2 separate regions of the Homo sapiens genome follow, and region 2 is linked to region 1. A link is a loop called in an ENCODE intact Hi-C map of the cell type or tissue named here. Cell type or tissue: Calu3. All regions are shown on one strand. Each heading gives the region's core, and the rest is flanking DNA. Links, peaks and the distances in the headings are about the cores only. Region 1 overlaps DMD (dystrophin). Region 2 overlaps DMD (dystrophin).

Region 1 (9,413 bases), core at 367-8,366:
TCCATGGGCGAGAAAGGGAAAGAACCAAAGGCTATATGTCGACTCATTCCACTATTTGCAAAATGAGTGTCTCAGGGTTTTGTTTGTTTTCTAATCTGAGAGCAATCTACATTCTGGCTCTTAACTCCTAGCTTATCAAAATATTTTTCAAGTCATAAATGCAAAAATGATTTATCACAGGAAGAGCATTAGGTCCACAGCTTCCAGGGCCCTGTTGTAATGCTAATTACACTTCACCATTCTGTACGCTAAGCCTCCTGTGACAGAGCCCGGGAAATAAAAACATGCCATACGTACGTATCATAAACATTCAGCAGCCAGTTCAGACACATATCCACGCAGAGAGGGACGTTGACCAAATTGTTGTGCTCTTGCTCCAGGCGGTCATAAATAGTGGTCAAACAATTAATAATCTGCAGGATATCCATGGGCTGGTCATTTTGCTTGAGGTTGTGCTGGTCCAAGGCATCACATGCAGCTGACAGGCTCAAGAGATCCACTGCAAAAAACAAATAAAATCACAAATGACTCAAAGAGTAAAACCTTCCTTTCAGTGTCCTTTTTCCTCTGAGAATCCTAGCTAGGACTCTCTCATACCCTTTAATAAACACCAAACGTGAACCACACTCTCTTTGAAAGGTGTTTTATTTTTATGCCTCGACTCTAAGTTGATGAGTTTGATCAGTATTCAGGATCTGAAGTTGTTCTTAAATCTCACTGGCATTGGGTGAAGATATGGGCAAAGATATAATTCCCATCCTTGGATTACTGGGGAATATCTGAGAGTTAAGGGGACCTAGCCTGTTCTACATAAACAGAGTCAATTGTCACCTGAATAAGAAAAAAAAAATGTTTTAGCAGAAATTTTTAAAGAGATCCGATGATACTTTCTTGTATTAGCATTAGAGAAGATCTGTTAGATTAATCTGTATGGCTAAGGTTGTGTAAACTCTATTTCTAGCTATGCATTTATAATCATTAAGCGCTTTTCTCCTTGAAATATCAGTCACCTCAGCATCTCTCTGCTACCCTAATATTAGGTGAAAAAAATACTCTCCACTAAAATTTTCTATAGGCAAACTAAAGTAATTGCATAATCTATCCAGTTTTCAGACCTGAGGCTCGCTTATTTCTCCTTTCACCTTCAAATTGTATTTCATAATATTCTTTCTAAGTCCTCTAACAACTTTATAAGGCTGAGGGAGGAAAATTCCCTTGATCTGAGGAGGTGTTTAATCTTATGCTGGGGACAAAAATTTAACAAAAGTGAAACTTCAACCTTGTCCAACATCAGCAAATCACAAGCTTTATTCCCAAGTGTCATGAAAAGATGCATTTCTCTAAAGCCAATTTATTAGCCAAACTAGAAACACAACAACATTGCTTTTATACTACCTTATACACCTAAGCTCTGGTTGGAATTCTCAGTCCTTTGAGGCAAGGAATCAATGCTAATTAAGTAAATCTCTCATGCATCTAGGGGGAAGGGGCAATTCAATTATAAATGTAGTTCACATAAATAGAGGTAAATCCCGCTCAGTAAACACCTTTCCCAGTAATAAAGAAATGCAAACTTAAGGCTTTAGTATATTTTACAAGTTATTCATGGCCAGTTCTAATTAAATATTAAGAAAAAAACAAAAATAGTGGTTAATACCTATGTAGGTTTGTGCAAAAATACTTTTCCACCTATATTGCGCACACATTTTTCTCTTTTAAAAAAAGGAAAACAGAAAATCCTGGAGTTTCCCCAGAAGCATGAAACAGACATGGTGGTGGAAGCAGGAGTCTGCACTCCTCCCTTGGAAGGGAAGGCCCCTCTGTTTTTGCTCTGAAATACTCTAAAGATAGAGAAATGACCCTTTTCATGGAAGCTGAGACTTTCTTTAAAGTGGGAGGAAGGAAGATAACTTGGGAGACTTATCTGAAGAATCAAGTGAGAAAAATAATAAAGAATTTTAAAAAGCAATGCAAGGAGGCAGGAGGACGGGAGGACGTGAGGAGGGAATGGCTGAAAGAAGACTGCGTGGGAGGCTGGAGCGAGGTCCAGAGACAAAAGACTCAAACTTTTCTTCTCTCTCTCTTCTGTGTGCTTGTTTTCCTCAGAGGGCACATACTCAAGTGCACGTAGTAGGAACACTTAGAAACACGGTATGCCAGCTCCATTACTGGAAGAGAGGAATGGATTTCTTCCAAACACCAATATTCCCAACATGTTTCCTTATATACTGAAGGAAGCTATGGGTGGTTTGAAGTTTTTCAATTATTTTCTTTTTTGTTACTCTGCTTTAGTCATCATAAATATTTTGCCTCTGATCCAGGCATTTAAGAAGTAACTAGTGAAAATTTTTCGAATCACTTTTGTATTAAGAGTCTTATTTAGCCGTGTGATGGAAATGAACAGAGAAAAACTGCATGCATTTCATTTTATGGGGCCTGCTCTTATCTCTGTACAGGTGAATGGGTAACACATAGAACAGCAAATGTTGAGTAGAAATAGCTCCAGAGGGGAGCAAAGCAATTGCTCTGAAATTACAGGAGCAGAAGATGACACAGTTAGGAGAGAAATACTGTGCAGTGTGCTCTGCTAAAACTGGATGTGGTTAAACACAAGAACAATCCATCACAGAAGACTGAAGAGCACATTTCCCTAAACAAACATGTCAAACAGAATTCAACTTTCATGGAGCTATTTTGAAAAAATTTCCATTTAGGTATACACAATCCATGCTATGGACCCGAAAAGGAGGTGAGAATATCAATAGGGACAATTTAATTGCCATGCATATGCTTTTCAAAATGAGCATCTTAGAGAACACACCTAGACTTTTTGATGAAACATTAAATGTAATGATTAGCTCTTTCTAGGACCCTCAATAAGCAACCAGCAGATACAGTTGTGTGAAACCATTGTTTCCTTAAGCTAGGAATTTCCATTAAATATATTATATATATATATATATATATGTGTGTGTGTATGTGTGTGTGTGTGTGTGTGTGTTTGTGTGTATTCACTAGTAGATATATCTTTAAAGCTACATAAAAACCCAAGTATTCTAATACATCTTCACTTTCTAAATTATGTTTACAGTAGAGGATGCTATAGGCTTTGAAGCCATTGAAGAACAGGGACCATGTGGTGGTACCCTATGCATGAGGGCTGTGGGGGTGAGAGAGGGTGGGGACAGGATAAAAGAAATGGCTGACTCTCCAGGATCCTCTTTGCTGTGCAGGAAAAGCAGACAGTGGCGGTTGGGGGGCGGCGAGCAGGCAGGACTTCAACACAGGGATCCCACTAATGGTTCCTGAGGCTCTGGTTGTGCCTAATCATCTTCTCAACCTTCTAGCTTCAAAAGCTCATTCTTTTCCTTTCTATGTATGCCACAGTAGCTAACTCTTGCTATTCCTTCCTATGTAAGACAGATTTTTTTTGTCTTTTACAGAGTGATAGACTCTTAGAGCCAGAAGGTTGCTTTAAAATCATTTTGCAGTTGAGACAACTGAGACCAGAGATATGGAGACTCACTCTGGGTGTTATGGCAGGATATCTAGGTTTTCTGATTTCTCATGGAGGTACATATTGTAAGGGGGAAAAGTGGGTGGCAGAAGGTGTCCTTACTGACTTTACAGAACAGGAAAACCATTCTGCATTCCATGCTAATGACAACAGTAGGATAAAACAGAAGCACCAAAAAGTTGGTTAGTGGAGAAAAAAAAAGTCTCATGGTGCCCATATAACCCCAAGTTCATCCTATAGGTCAATCTGTATATTCTATGTTGATGTATAAATAATTCTGTGATCTAATTAGCACAGAAACAGAAAGAGGTGAGTAATGGTGGAAGAACTGCTGTATGTTTGCTGATTTTTCTTGCCCAGGCATGCCACTCTACAGGCAACTTACACTTATGGCTGAGGGACCTCCCAAGCAAATCTTTGCACTTCAAGAAAGTCAATGCACTTTGATGTAGTTGTCTGTGCAGTAAGGGTTAATTCCAGAGAGGCTGGAGTTGGCACGAGATGACTTGCTAAAATATCTACACAGTGCAGAGCCCTGGTCAAAGCACTTGCTTTTCAAAGTGACTTACTGTGTTGAAGTGTAGCCATGGGTTGCAGGTTATCACCATTGTTTATTGCTAACAGTAACATTGACCATTTTTACCCGGGCACAGTCAGACCAACGGAAGCCACTGAGTTTGAGGCTGGTTACATAGGAACAGTATGCCTAGGTTACCCACGGGATATAAGAAACCCTGGCTGAAACTCCAATTTGTGCTCCCTGGTTTCCAAGGTGTTCTGTGCTCACATCAGTAGCTCTTGTTCCAAGAGAGAAAATGCATCGTGGTGTGGCTCTTGCAGACAGAGGGCAATTATAGCTTGCACCTGTCCTCTCTGGACCCTATGCTGTGAGGCAGGCTGTGGCTGTGACACTTATTCTTGTTTTAATGTTGTGGGTATATTGCATCCTTTTTCTGCAAGGAACTCTAGATTCGTAAGCACTGTCATTTGGTTCCTGTGAGTCCTCTTTAGCAATTGAACCCTGTTTAACTTCCACTGTCAGGGCAGTGAGTGTCAGAAGCAAGATTGTTTAGAACACCTCCAACTCATTCTTAGCTAAAAGTATGACTGAGGCATTATTTAGAAAGAAAAAAAGAAGATTCTGATAAAAGGGATGAAAAAGAACCTTTGAAGTTGCTCAACAAGCTACGCTTGGTTGAAAAGTAACACAGGCTTTGAAATTGGTTACTGATGGTGTAACTTTCTAGTGGAATCTGGAAGTGAGAGAACTTGAACCTAAGGAGCTAACAAAATGGATTAGGAGGCAATTGCAAACTGATGGCAAGGCTGCTAAAAAAAAATCCAAAAGCTAATGTTAAGTTCAGAATTTCTTTCCACTGGGCTTCACCCTCTCTGGCCTGCAGGTGGAGTCCCAACCAAAAAGCTGAAGCAACTATCATTTTTGAGAAATGGGCTACACCTGTGAGACCAGTTACAATTAAAAAGATAATTCAAGTGGGGCACTTACAGGTATTCCCTATGTCACTACAGGTTTCTTTTTTGATGCCAGACCTAGTAGTCCCTGAACTGGGGCTACAATTAAGAGTTTCAAAGGCTGGTAATATTCCAAAATAAGATACTATGGCTATTAGTTGGTACTTAAGCACAAGCATTCCACAAGGATCAATGGAATGGATTACTCCTTCCTTGTGCCTTGCCTAATTGAAGCTATCACACAACCCCATCATAGGTTGAAAATATCTTAAGTCACAAATGCATTTAATACACCTAACTAACTGAAACTCACAGCTTAGCCTAGCCTACCTTCAATGTGCTCCCAACACTTACATCGGCCTACAGTTGGGCAAAACTGTCTAGCAACACCTTACACAGTAAAGTGTCAGTTGTTTAGCCTCATGATCTTGTGGCTGACTGGGAGCTGAGGTTCAGTGCTGCTGCCCAGCAAGGGGAGAGAGTATCATACCGCATATTACTAGCCTTGGAAAAGATCAAAATTCAAATCTAGAAGTAGAGTTTCTATTGAATGCATATCACTTTGCATCACTGTGAAATCAAAAAATTGTTAAGTTGAAACTTCACAAGTTGGGGACTGTCTGCATTGTGTGGTGTGTGTGTGTAGCTGGGGAAGAGGTTTGGCTTAAAATTAATGATAAAAGGAAAAAGGTGAGATTGTTGCAAGGGGAAGGAAACCACCAAAGATACTTTTTTATTTCTTTTTTCTTTTTTTTTTTTTTTTTTTTTTGAGACCGAGTCTTGCTCTGTCACCCAGGCTGGAGGACAGTGGCGCGATCTCGGCTCGCTGCAAGCTCCGCCTCCCAGGTTCACGCCATTCTCCTGCCTCAGACTCCCGAGTAGCTGGGACTACAGTCGCTCGCCATCACGCCTGGCTAATTTTTTGTATTTTTAGTAGAGATGGGGTTTCACCGTGTTAGCCAGGATGGCCTCGAACTCCTGACCTCGTGATCTGCCTGCCTCGGCCTCCCGAAGTGCTGGGATTACAGGCGTGAGCCACCGAGCCCAGCCGATACTTTTTTTTTTTTTTAAAGGGAAAACCTAATATAATGTTGCTGCCTACGGAGAGGTTTAAAATAAGAGAATAATATGCTCCCTTGGCTTAGACTCAGATGCCTCTTGGGGTGGGGGACTCTGCTAAAACCTCCTCCTCCTTGAAAGAGCCAAGATGTGAGTGGGAGAGTCAGCCAACCTATCCAACACACTGGATGACGAGATGGGCGTTCTAACTGCGACTACAACACCATGGAGCAATATTAATGTGGCTTTTGGTTAGTATTCGTTAATGTCTTTTGGTTCTTCTTTCACAGGACATATCTGTTATTAATCAGCTGTGTCAGGAAATAACCTGAGGGAATATTTACCCAGTCAAATCTGAAGAACAATGATTTATAACAATCTCAATAAACACTGTGTGGCCATCAATTGTGATGATGAAGGTTTAACAAAGGTATTGGGCATGTGATAGAAGGCTTACGTGCTGTATGTTTCATCTGTCATAACATTATGTGTTTAAAAAAATAGCTATTTGCCCCATTACTCCGTGTGGAAAGCCATTAGTGGGTGGAGGGACAATTGGGACAGCTTGAATCAGTGACAGATATTTAAGTTGAATTTGGTGGGCCTACTTTCCTGAGACTGAAAAGCTAGAAATTGGATATGGATGGCTACAGAAATTTCTGTGACATACCCAAACCAAAGTCCTTTTAGGAGTGACTACTATTCATATGATTTTAGCCTAGTCACATTTTTGTGTCTCATGTGTATTTCCCATTAAAGCTGCTATTTCTCAATGGCAACATGTCTGGTGGGCCAAGGGGCATGAATCCACTTGAAATAAAAGAAACTTCTATTAGGAGAATTAGGAACTGGGCTAGAGATACCTGGCCAGGTAGAATTTGCTTTGAATGAGAAATGATAAACTGACGAGAAAGACTTCCTAGTGCAAGAAGCGCACTTCAAGGGCATCCAATTCCAGGAGGAAGGATAGGGATGGCAAGCTGCCAAGGTTGATAGCTGGAGAATGGAACCAATAATTACTAGAAAACGGAACCTACGAGGTGTTCTTTAATCTCTTTAGCATCTGACTGAGAGAAAACCATTCTTTCCCTAGTGGGTAACAGCTAAACAAGATTACAGTATTTCCCCTGGGAGATAGATGGGTCATGTTATGAGACCTCTCTTGGGCACTAATATCTGTCAAACCATATAAACTGAGAAAATTAGTTTGGCCATGTCCTCAAGACGTCTTAAACTCAGAACTAACAGAGACATGGCCTCTAACCTATGTGAAAAATAATACATGGTATATAGAAAAAGTAGATTTTTGTAGGACAGTGGCAAAATAATTACACTGGCCTCTCGAGACCCCCTTGCTGTGGAGGCAGCCTGTGGCTGTGGATCCATATCCTGACAGTAATGCTCTTGTAATGTAGCCTTTTCTGGCAATAGAGCGCGGATTTGTAAGCCATGTTATTGTGGGTCCTGAGAGTCTTCTTTAGCAACTGAAGCCTATCTAATGTCACCCTTAGCGCACCATCAAAAGGTGAGGTGCATTTACAGAGAAGGCGGTGCATTTTTCACCTGGTTTGTCATGGTGAGGGCGAGTCCAGAAACTGTGACTATTCACACAACTCCAGCCTGTACCAAATCTCTATAATGTGTGCTTTAGTTGCTGAATAGAGGCAAAATGTTCTCTATTTCTTACTGTTTGCAGAATATTTGTCACACTTATCAACTGCAGTATATTTAGCCCTATGGTTTGGGCTCTCTCCAACCCACCACACATTATTAATAAACTAAATACACTTGCTTTGTTAAGTGCGTTTTTATTTCTGCTCTTACAAGTTGGCTTTTTAATTTTAGAAGCCTCACACCTGTAGAATGTCATCAGAACTACAAAGGGAGAAAGAAAATGCTTAAATTACCTTCTTCATAACTTTCAATGGAGTATCAGCTATATGAAACAGTTTATAAATCCTTCTTACCAAGATTTTATCTTTGTTCCTGCTTTTCTACCAAGTTTCATTTTCATTTCCAATGTGTTGAGAGGCAGTAAGGAGTCATGCAACACTTAACTGATTACAAACTGGGGACATTATAGGCCAACGGTGATGCTCTCCACTTAAATAGTGAATTCTCTATAGTGGATACAATTGGGTTATTTGGCTTTCTGCAATACGGAAACATTGATAGGGAAGTGAAAAAAAAATAAGATCAAGTGCTTAATAGAGGTGGAAGTGCATATTTCCAAGGCATCTGTAATTCAAACTCTTCACTGGCACCAGGAAATCACTGAGATAACATCATTAATTTTCCTTAAAGTTAGAGTTGGTAGAAGTGGCCTTTGGTAGGGAAAGCTAGCCAGGGCAAGTTTTATTTGCCTGTACCGCAGACAATAGCTCTTTATCATGGCTTTGCAGGCTTAGAAATGACAAAAGCCTGGAAGCTAAATCTAAGCAAATATAAAATTAGGAGAAAATTCTTAAATCATATATTGAAAGTAAGTAATGTGACCACACATATGTTCAATAAAAGGATGGGGTGAACTCTTCATTCTATAGTTTTACTATATATGGCACCCTCCTAGCATTAATGAGAATTCAATACTTAATTTAGATACATACACCTTAATTTTGGCATACTTGAATCTTTTTCACATATTAGAAAAGCCATGCTCAGAAAGGAAATGCAGAGAATTTCAAATTGATTTAAAAGTGAAAATTTAAAGAAATTATTCTACATTCGGAGCTTACCTTTATTACAAGGTTATCACCTCAAATGGACAAAATTTTGTATATTATGAAATTCCCCCATTTTCCCAAAGTTTATTGGAAATTATAAGTTGAAATGACAGACAATAAAACACATATGTGAATGGAATTTTTTTTGAGCAGGAAAATCGAATAATGCCTAAATCCAGGGTGAAAATGGACATTATAGAAAGGAACAGTCATTATAAGGTTTTTCCATCTGGTCTATTTCTGGGTTTCTTTTTTTTTTTTTTCCATAGTATAAACTGGAACAAATGGTTAGCTTCTGAACTTTTAGGATCTCACAGGAATATTCTCTAGCACTTCATGATAACCAGTGCCTAATTACTCCTTTATTAAAGGAAAGCAGTAGCTCTGGGATGGGGCAGGGGCAGGGGCAGGGGCAGGTGAAGAAAAAGAGGCAAGAAAACTTTCTCTATTCAGCCCCCTGACTCGATCCCATCCCAAACTACTTTTTCCCAGCTATGACGTATTAACAGGTCCTAAGGAAACCCTCGACCTGGAAAGCCCTTTAAACACCAGTTAAACTTGGCAACTATATAGCTGAAAAATGATAACTTCGGGCTATAAGGAAATGGAAGCCTTGGTTTACTTTCATTCATGCATTCATC
Region 2 (9,413 bases), core at 919-8,918, 440 kb after region 1:
AAACAGTATTATAAAGAACAGAGAATACTGAGATGTTATGGAAGAAAATGTGTTTGTATGTATATGCATGCATATGCATATACACGTATATGTATATATGTACACACATACATGTACACACATGTACATGCTGAATCTTTCTTAGAACCTAGAGGGATTTTTTAGTATCTGGGAGCTTAGCTAAGGAACTTCTAGGCATGTTTAACCCTCTGATGCAAGGACCATCTCCTCTGCTTGATGAGTTTGTACCTGGCTAGTTGGCAGTTGTGGAAGCCCTCATACAGCTACAAGCAGACAATTCAGAGTTAATGCTTATTTCTTGTTTAAAGAGTGATCCTGGAACAGAAATAAGGAAATGAAATCTCATGACAGTGTCATCATAAAGTCATCAGCCAGATGGCAGTCCTTGAAATCTAATCCTTAGAGGCTTCTCACAATAATTTGTAATATCACATCTAATATTATCTTATTCACAAACTCATATCTATTCACAGAGATTGAAGACAAAGAAATGAACTTGCAGAGGCTCACATTTCTGGCTTTATATGTTATCATGGACTCTGTAAGGACTACGATAAGGAAAACAACATATTTTCCTACATAGGTCACAACAATAATCTATGTTCAGATCTGGGTTTCTAAACTGTACAATTTAGTTGAGAAGCAGCCTTCTCTTTTTTCCATAGATAGATTAGTTCCTTTTAAGCATAAATGCCTATTTATATTTATTCTATATAAAATGGCAAGTAAAAATGATCATATCAAAAGCCACTGTAGAATTTGAAGACTCATCTGATGTATTAATAAACTTAAACAGCAAAATATAAACATTAGTTTACTTTTTTATTATGTCTTGAAACTGCAACATGGCAGTGTCTGATATCAAAGCAAATTTCTTTCAAGTACATTTTATATCTTATTTAACATTCAACAGTTTAAAACTAAAGATTTTATTACTAATTTAAATATTCTTCCAAGTGTACAAAAATTTTGCCTAGGTTTCTCCATGTGACTGAAAGTCTCAGTGCAGGCAATGCATTAGTGTTTCATAGTAAAATGGTGTCTAACCTGAACTGTGAGAAATGATGTAATCAGAAAACTTTCCACAGAATCCCTCCTACCTAAAAAGCTATAGTTACAGAACTTTTTCAAAGATATGAGATACTTTTTCTCCATAACCCAAATATTGACATTATTAATCTTTCCTTTTTAAGATGAGTTTAATATAACAACAAAAGTGAAAATGCCATCCTGTCATAGTTGTAGTTTTTGAGACCAACACAAATACCATGGAATACTACGTAGCCATAAAAAAAGAATGAGATCATGTCCTTTGCAGGGACATAGATGGATCTGGAGGCCATTGTCCTTATCAAACTAATACAGGAACAAAAAACCAAATACCCCATGTTCTCATTTATAAGTGGGAGCTAAATGATGAGAACACATGGACACGTAGAGGGGAACAACACATGCTAGGGACTATTAGAGTGTGGAGGGTGGGAGGAGCGAGAGGATCAGGAAAGTCAACTAACGGGTACCAGGATTAATACCTAGGTGATGAAATAATCTGTACAACAGACCCCCATGACACAAGTTTACCTATGTAACAAACCTGCACATGTACCCCTGAACTTAAAAGTGAAAAAATAAAAATAAAAATAAAAAAGAAAATGTATAAATAGAAAAAATCAGGCAGAAACAAGTAAATGCATTACAACAAGCCACTGTGTAGAGACAACACTTTTTATTTATAAATAGAGGCAATAAGATTTTTGAAGTAGCACAGTAAATAATTATTATAAATGTACCCTAAACTGCTTAACCCATTTATGCCTAAGGTTGCAATTTTTTGAATTTTTGCAATCAGACCTTGGTGAGGACCTTGAACAGTAGAATATAAATAATTCCCACATGCTTAGTATTCCAATAATGGAACACTAGGATAAATAGCTAAAGTGAACATAGACAAAGATGATCTAGAGCAGGACTATCAGTAAAACTTTCTGTGATTGGTGGTTACCTGATGCTGGGAAGGGTAGGGGGTGAGGGGATGAACTTGATTCGATTTTGCAGGCTCAGAGATGGAAGGGAATTTGCCTCACGATGAATTGTGCCTTGAGTCTCACCCATATCTAATTTATATTAGATTGCACTTTTGAGTTTATGCTGAAATAAGATTTTTGGGGCTTTGGGGATGAAATGAATGTATTTTGTCTTTGAGAAGAACAAGAATTTTGGGGAAAAGGGGGCAGAATGCTATGGTTTAATGTTTTTCCCTTCCCAAACTTATGGTAAAATTTAATTGCCATTGCAACAGTAGTAAATGTGACCTTGAAGAGGTGATTAGGACATGAAGGCTCTGCCTTCATGAACGGATTAGCATCATTATTGTGGGAGTGAGTTTCATATAAGGACAAGTTTGGCCCCATTTTTTCTCTCTTTTGGTCTTCCACCTTCCATCATGGAATCATGACACAACAAGAAGGCCCTTACCAGATTCCAGCCCCTTGATCTTGGACTTCGCAGCCTCCAGAACTATGAGCCAACAAATCCCTGTTCATTATAAATTACCCAGTCTGTGGTATTTTGTTACGGAAGCACGAAAAGGACTAAGACAAGGACAACAGAAGTAGGTTGCATTTGGAGAAAGAGATTGGAAGAAGGCAAAGATGAGTTTAGCTTTGGACCTCTTCAATGTGAAGTTCCTGTGGGACATTAACATCGAAAGAAAGCAGCAGGATCTACATGTCTAAAACTCAAAAGATCATTCTCAGCTGGAATTATAGATGGGTAGTCATCAACAGACTGAAACTACACAAGTGGATGAATTCTTGCAAAGAGTACATGTGAAGTGAGAAAAGAACAGGGAAGAACTTTATAGACATGAGTCAGAAGTAGCTTGGTGAATTGCAGATTCTGTACAGGCTAAAAATGTGAGTTGGCTTCTAAAATTCTCATTTACTTTACCCATAGGGGAAGTAAGTATATGCATTCCTTAGCTGATAGCTTTTTGGAACCAAGCCAAAAAATATAAACTGGAAGTCATTCCCATGAAGAATCCAGAGACCTTGATAAAACAATTTTTTAAAAAACTGAGAGAGTGGCTTGGGCCATCAAGGAGCATGAGAATGAAGAGAGGGGTCTGTCAGAAAGAGTAGTATAGATAGACTAGATCAGTGTCCTCAAGCTCTAGTTTCATACCATGAGCAAGCTTTTTTCTTGGCCCCTTAGTTTATATTACCTAAACTCATCAAATTAATCTCTGACTTTAATTTGCTTTCCCCAAAAGACTTCTCTTTGAGAAGCAGATATTTCCCACTAAGATCTAATGGTTGACTCTCTGATACCAATTGATTCCATGTGAATAATTCTTCCTGAACCTAATCTGTCCCTGTTTAATTGAACACATATAAGATCTGTATTTTGAGAAGAAAGTCCAAGCCTTGCCATTGAGAAAAAGTAGTTACTATGAGAATTTTTCCAAATATCAGCTCCATATTCAAGTTTGCCCTTTCTCCACCAGGGTCTTTTTCATAGGGCTCCAATTAAAACTTCCCAACTTTAGGTTGAATCTTCTTTTCCATGGTCTTTTCCATCTATACACCTACTGTCTGGAATTCAGGATTAGAGTTGCTCTATTCCCCAGGGTGACCAGCTTAAATTCAGCTTCACAGGAGTTTTTACTCTCTAATGTCTAGCTCAGTTTCAAAATTTAGTTGGCCGCTTAATTTCCATATATCATTATCTCATTTCTCCTAAGACTTCCTACTCTTAGTTCAAAATCTGTTTTGGCCCCAGTGGTGACTTTTACTTCTTGTTAAAAATCACCGAGCTTATTTTTTCAGTAATTGATGTCATATTTTGGAACTCAATTATTTTTCACCGTGGTCTTCCTCATATTGTACAGGTGCTATTTTTTCAGCTTGCACAAGGTAATTGTACATTCTGCAAAGGGAGTCATCATTCAAAAAACATTTACTAGCTCCCTATTATATCACGTGGTTCAGGACCTGGGGATGTATCAAATGAGAAAGACAAAATCTCTGCCCTCATGGCATTTAGATTAATTTAAAGGACAAATATTTAACAATTAGTTACATAATTTATATTTTTATTTATGATTGGAATAAATGCTAGTGAAAAAAGCACTAGAGATCAAGAGAGGTATAATAAGGATACAAGGCTTAGTTTGAGGAGATACTGTCTATAAGCGCTGTTAATTTCCATTCATATATAATGGGAAATGAAGTGACGAGTCATATTGCCCTCCACAAATTTTCCCATTGGGTGTGTGGAGTGAGATACTAGGATGAGACCATGTACAGCTATAACTCTATCATGAATCCCAAAGTGACTTATTTATCAGATAACAGGTAAGGCAGTGTGCGCCATGATGAGATAGAAAGATATTCCTTTGGATAGAGTTATCAAAGTAGACTGATAAATGGCTCTTCTAGCTATAAATCAGTATTTTGCTTTTTGTTTAATCTCTTGGTTATGTCACTACTTTTGTGACAGCGGGCAAATGAGATCTTATGTTCCTCGTTTTTAAAATAGAAGTCTGAGCCAAGTCCGTGAGTTTAGTTGGTATTTATCGTCTTGAACCCTCCCAAGCTCCAGTTTAGCTGGATTGGAAAAACAAATCCTCATGGTCCATCCAGTTTCACCACCCCATTATTACAGCCAACAGTAGTTTTAGAAATAATGTAATTCATACCTTTTATGAATGCTTCTCCAAGAGGCATTGATATTCTCTGTTATCATGTGGACTTTTCTGGTATCATCTGCAGAATAATCCCGGAGAAGTTTCAGGGCCAAGTCATTTGCCACATCTACATTTGTCTGCCACTGGCGGAGGTCTTTGGCCAACTGCTATAGATTTTTATGAGAAAGAGAATGAATGTCAGTTTTTTTTATGAAATCTCTAGTTGGAGTGTCTTAAAATACTTCGTAAACAGCTTCTGAATCCTCAGGTCAGAATACATATATTAGATTGCTTTTAACCTACCATATGATTTAGTCAATCATGACAGTATAAGGTAACCCACCTTTCAGGACAAACTTTTCAAATGCAGCATCTTGAGCAATAACCAGTATCAAGTATTTCAACTTAGTAGCAATTAATTGGCAATAAAGTGGGCTTAATTGTTTTTATCACAAGAGAAAAAAACTACAAAAATAAGCTCATATATAATTGTTGAATATGTGACATATAACAACATTTGAACGAAAAAAACCTCATACATTTCTTTCCCTCTTCATTAACTTGTTGAATTGTTTATGTAATTAGTGCCATCTACTGGCGTTCAACTAAACCTGCATACAGAAAATATTGAACAACAAAAGAATAGTACTGTTATTCTAGTCACGAATTTTTTGAAGGATCAAAATACTTTTAGAATACCTTACTTTAAAATTAGAAAAAAAGTCAAAATATAAGAATCTTACTAAACCAAATCACCTACATTTTCTTCGTTGTTTGTCTTTGGCAATTCAGTGTTTTCAAACTTGCTATCTCATCACTTGAAACATATTTCAAAGAAAGAAGTCAATTAATGGTAGGTTTTATCTCGAAGCATATCAACCTGAAATTTCTATTAAACATTTCTGCAAGTGCAGAGAGGAGGCTTCTAAGCATTAAGATAATACTAATTGTTAAGATAGTTATATCAAATTCAATAGGATGGGTTAAGTCATTGATAAATGGACACAGGAATAGGAACAGGTAGTTCAAACAAGAGAAAGAGTGGGATGATTTTATTTAAAAAGAAAAAAGTTAACTTTCAAGTAATAAAAAATAGAGTATTAAATTGAAAAGGTACAATTGGACACCAATTAAATTAACAAAAAATAAAATCCAAAGCTGAAAAGACCAGTAAAACTAGCACATTCACGTATTACTGCTGGGGACCGTTATCTATTAGGACAATTTGGCAATAGATACCAAGTGACATACAAATGCTTATTCCCATTGACTCAATAATCTCACTTTTGGTACTTTATCCTGATAAAATCTTCAAAAGAAGATCAATATACTATATGACTTAAAATCTTCATTAACCAAAGCAGTAAAAAAATGAGAAACAGGCCGGGTGCGGTGGCTCATGCCTGTAATCCCAGCACTTAGGGAGGCCAAGGCGGGTGGATCACGAGGTCAGGAGTTCAAGACCAGTCTGGCCAAGATGGTGAAACACCGTCTCTACTAAAAATATAAAAATTAGCCGGGTGTGCTGGTAGGCTCCTGTAATCCCAGCTACTCGGGAGGCTGAGGCAGAGAATTGCTTGAACCCAGGAGATGGAAGTTGCAGTGAGCCAAGATCACGCCACTGCACTCCAGCCTGGGCGACAGAGTGAGACTCCATCTCGGAAAAAAAAAAAAAAAAAAAAAAAAAAAAAGAGAAACAATGTCGATGTTTAATGCAGGGACATTAAAAGAACATAATACATCATTCCAATGGTCCAATATGTAGCAAATGTGCACAGTAATCACTGTAAAAAGAGCACAATTTTCTTGTGTAAAAAACAGAACACAATTTTTAACTACACTGTGTTTATCTCTAAGAATACATAATCATGAGCTGAACACGAAATGGAAGAAATTGAAAATAATGCTTCTGAGGAGAAAAATCATTTTTGTTTTAATATTTGTTCTTTTGCGTTAGTATGATATTTACAGAATAAAAATCAAACAGTGTTCTTAGCATAATTTCAGCGTGTTTGGTGAACTCCTATTGAACATATACAATCTATATATAATGTAATTTCTCAGTTAACTAAAACATCCTAGAATCAAACCAAGTAATAGTATTTACTGCATATAGCAAATAGACCCAGATTACCAAACTATTATCAAGAAGCTAATGCCAATATCACTGACTTTTGCTATGAAAGCAGAGGACAGTGTCTAAAGGCACAGAGCATAGTTGCTGCTATTACAAAACAATTAACATTTATCCGCGTGGAATGCCTGCCTTTTCTTCCATACTCCTTTTATCAAGCATTACAGTTTCTATTCTCCACTTTTCAGATCCTCGCACTATTTGAAAGCCCTTCTGAGGGAACTTCTGCCAAAGGCTTGCCTTTTCTAGAAATATCCTAGGGTACAAAATTACCACTTCTTTCTTTCTCCTCCTCACTTAAGCCAAACCTAAAGTGATAAAAGAAATGTATTCCAAGATACGAAAGAACATGTAATTGGCCCTTAGTATCCAGAGGGTGCTATTTGCATTTTAAAAGAAGAGCTTATTATCTCTCATCTATTAAATTGCTAATTAATAGCATGAACATCCACAAAACTGAGACCAATAACTTGGTTACCTTTTTTTCAAATGAATTCCTTTTATAAAACACTGAATTGTTAATAAAATACTTATGATGGACCAGTATCAGAGCATATATGTAAAAGCTCAGGAATACAAAATAAAAACAAAATTTTTAGTAAATATATAATTAAAATCATTTATTTTACTCAAGCAAGTTAAATAACCTTGGAAGCCACCCATCACTCATAGGTTCCTGTTTGAAAAGTCTAGATATAAGAGGTTATACCATTTGGATGGTTTCATGGGTATATGCACATGTTCTAGCCCATATAATTTTATGCAGTTTTTGTATATCAATTACACTTCAATAAAGCTGTTAAAATTAAAAAACATAAAATGCAGAAGGTGCCAATGAATCTAAAAACATAATCAATAGATCATAAAAATGCCTAAAATTATAAATTATAACATATCCTAGAATTTTCCAAAATCTCTGAAAGAAATAGTAAGCTAGAGTTAAATGACAGATTTCCTACTAAACAAGGTAGTAAAGAGTGAGGCTTGACGTCAAACCAGAACTTTTTGATGTACTTTAATGCTTGAAAGGTAGAAATACGCGTGCCATATATTTTTCTGCAAAATTGTATTCACAGCGAAAGTTAGGACTGTTATACCTAAGGAAATCTTGACTGAGTGCTAACCCTCACTGAATACTGCCCAGGTTTTGTGAGGATGTAGGATTAAAAAGTAAAACTCCCACTGACCTTGACTGACATTGAGGGGGCTCAGGCCCTTATATAAACACAAAGGTTCTCAAAGGTAGCCTTTTTTTTTTTTCTCCCTTCTTAAAGACATTCCCCACACAGAATGTTTTCCCTTTCTCCTACGGTAATATTCTGCCCGCCCACCTTGGGTTTTACCCAAGTGTCATTCACACTAGGAACCATGACCTTGACCAGCTTTGCCTACTGCTGTGAAATTTACTACTGGGATAACTCCAGACCTCAGAAGGAGTGTAAATTCAAAAATACAACAGACTTCACACACACCCTTTTCTCTTTCTGAATTCCATTGACAATGGTGTACACCACAGGGAATTGCTTGTGTGGTGATCATGGTGTGTGAAGAAATTTAAAATACTGTGAGCACTAGCTTATAAAAAAAGATTGCCTTTGTATATGTGTGTGTGTGTATGTGTGTGTGTGTGTATGTGTGTGTGTTTTCTATGAAGAATATAAAATGCTAAATCCCCAAAAGATTGTTTCCCCAACCAGGAAAGAAATGTTTCACATTCAAACCCATTATGCTGCTACTGCACTATGTGCTTGATATATATTCACAGTATCTTAGGTAGAAAAAGTGATTGTGGACTATGAGACAACCTGAATTAATTTCAAGAATTTTGAGTATTTTTTTCTACTTTAATTGTTTGTCTTCTCTCATTTCTTTTATGTGTAAGAACTTATTTTAGTGATATTGACCCTACATGGTAGAAAAGAGAGGAGGAAGAGAAAGAGTAGCTAAAAGCCTGAGCAATACAATGAGCCTGCTGGGTTTGAATCCTGGCGTGATCGCTTAGTGGCAAATGGGAGAGTTAATTATCTTTTCTGTGCCTCAGTTTCCTCCTTTGCTAAATGGGAATATTAACAGTATTTATGTGGAAATATGATTAGGTGGGTTAACTTAGAGAATTCAGGGAGAACATTTACAAAGGTGCCTGGCGTGCCCGAAGGATTAAATAAATATTAATCATCATCAGCATCAGCATCATCATCATCATTACTACTGCTAGCACATCTACTACTAATTTTAATGAGTCAAACTATATTCCCCACAGTGTGAGCCCCTTCTGAATGCAAAGCAAGTAGCTCGCTGTTTTATGGACATTGTCTAGAAATGCTGCAACTCTAAAATTCTCCCTTTAACTTGGAAGATAAAAGCAAGTGCATAGCTCTATCATTAAAATTTTAAGGTTGAATATTGGTTAAATTTCCTTTTAAAATGTGTTTTGTGATATTCACCTACAAGTAAAATAAATGTTTGTTCCGGGTGAACTATTACTTAAATTTTTAATGACTGTGTCTCAAAGGAACTTCAAGAAAGGCAGTGCAGAGTAACGAAAGGACATCTTCCCAGGAAGTTTTGCTT

Evidence for each region. Peaks named below come from ENCODE experiments on the same cell type or tissue, not always from the same donor. Only the 100,000 strongest peaks of a DNase experiment are listed, where the experiment ranks them.
Region 2: it touches region 1 in a loop (7-fold over the local background); 38 of 110 quality-filtered maps call a loop at or near these places.

Annotation. Positions count from the first base shown.
Region 1 is chrX:31,209,201-31,218,613 of GRCh38, forward strand. DMD (dystrophin) reads right to left here. Exons shown (of 79, transcript NM_004006.3): 65 at 298-499. Among named protein-coding and RNA genes, the nearest start is that of FTHL17, 140 kb to the left of the region's middle. In Calu3, for the core only: no CTCF peak of the experiment used is centred there; a DNase peak (open chromatin) is centred at 4,921.
Region 2 is chrX:31,653,270-31,662,682 of GRCh38, forward strand. It overlaps DMD (dystrophin), which reads right to left. Exons shown (of 79, transcript NM_004006.3): 54 at 4,721-4,875. Among named protein-coding and RNA genes, the nearest start is that of FTHL17, 590 kb to the left of the region's middle. In Calu3, for the core only: CTCF peaks have their summits at 5,326 (motif pointing left) and 5,553; no DNase peak of the experiment used is centred there.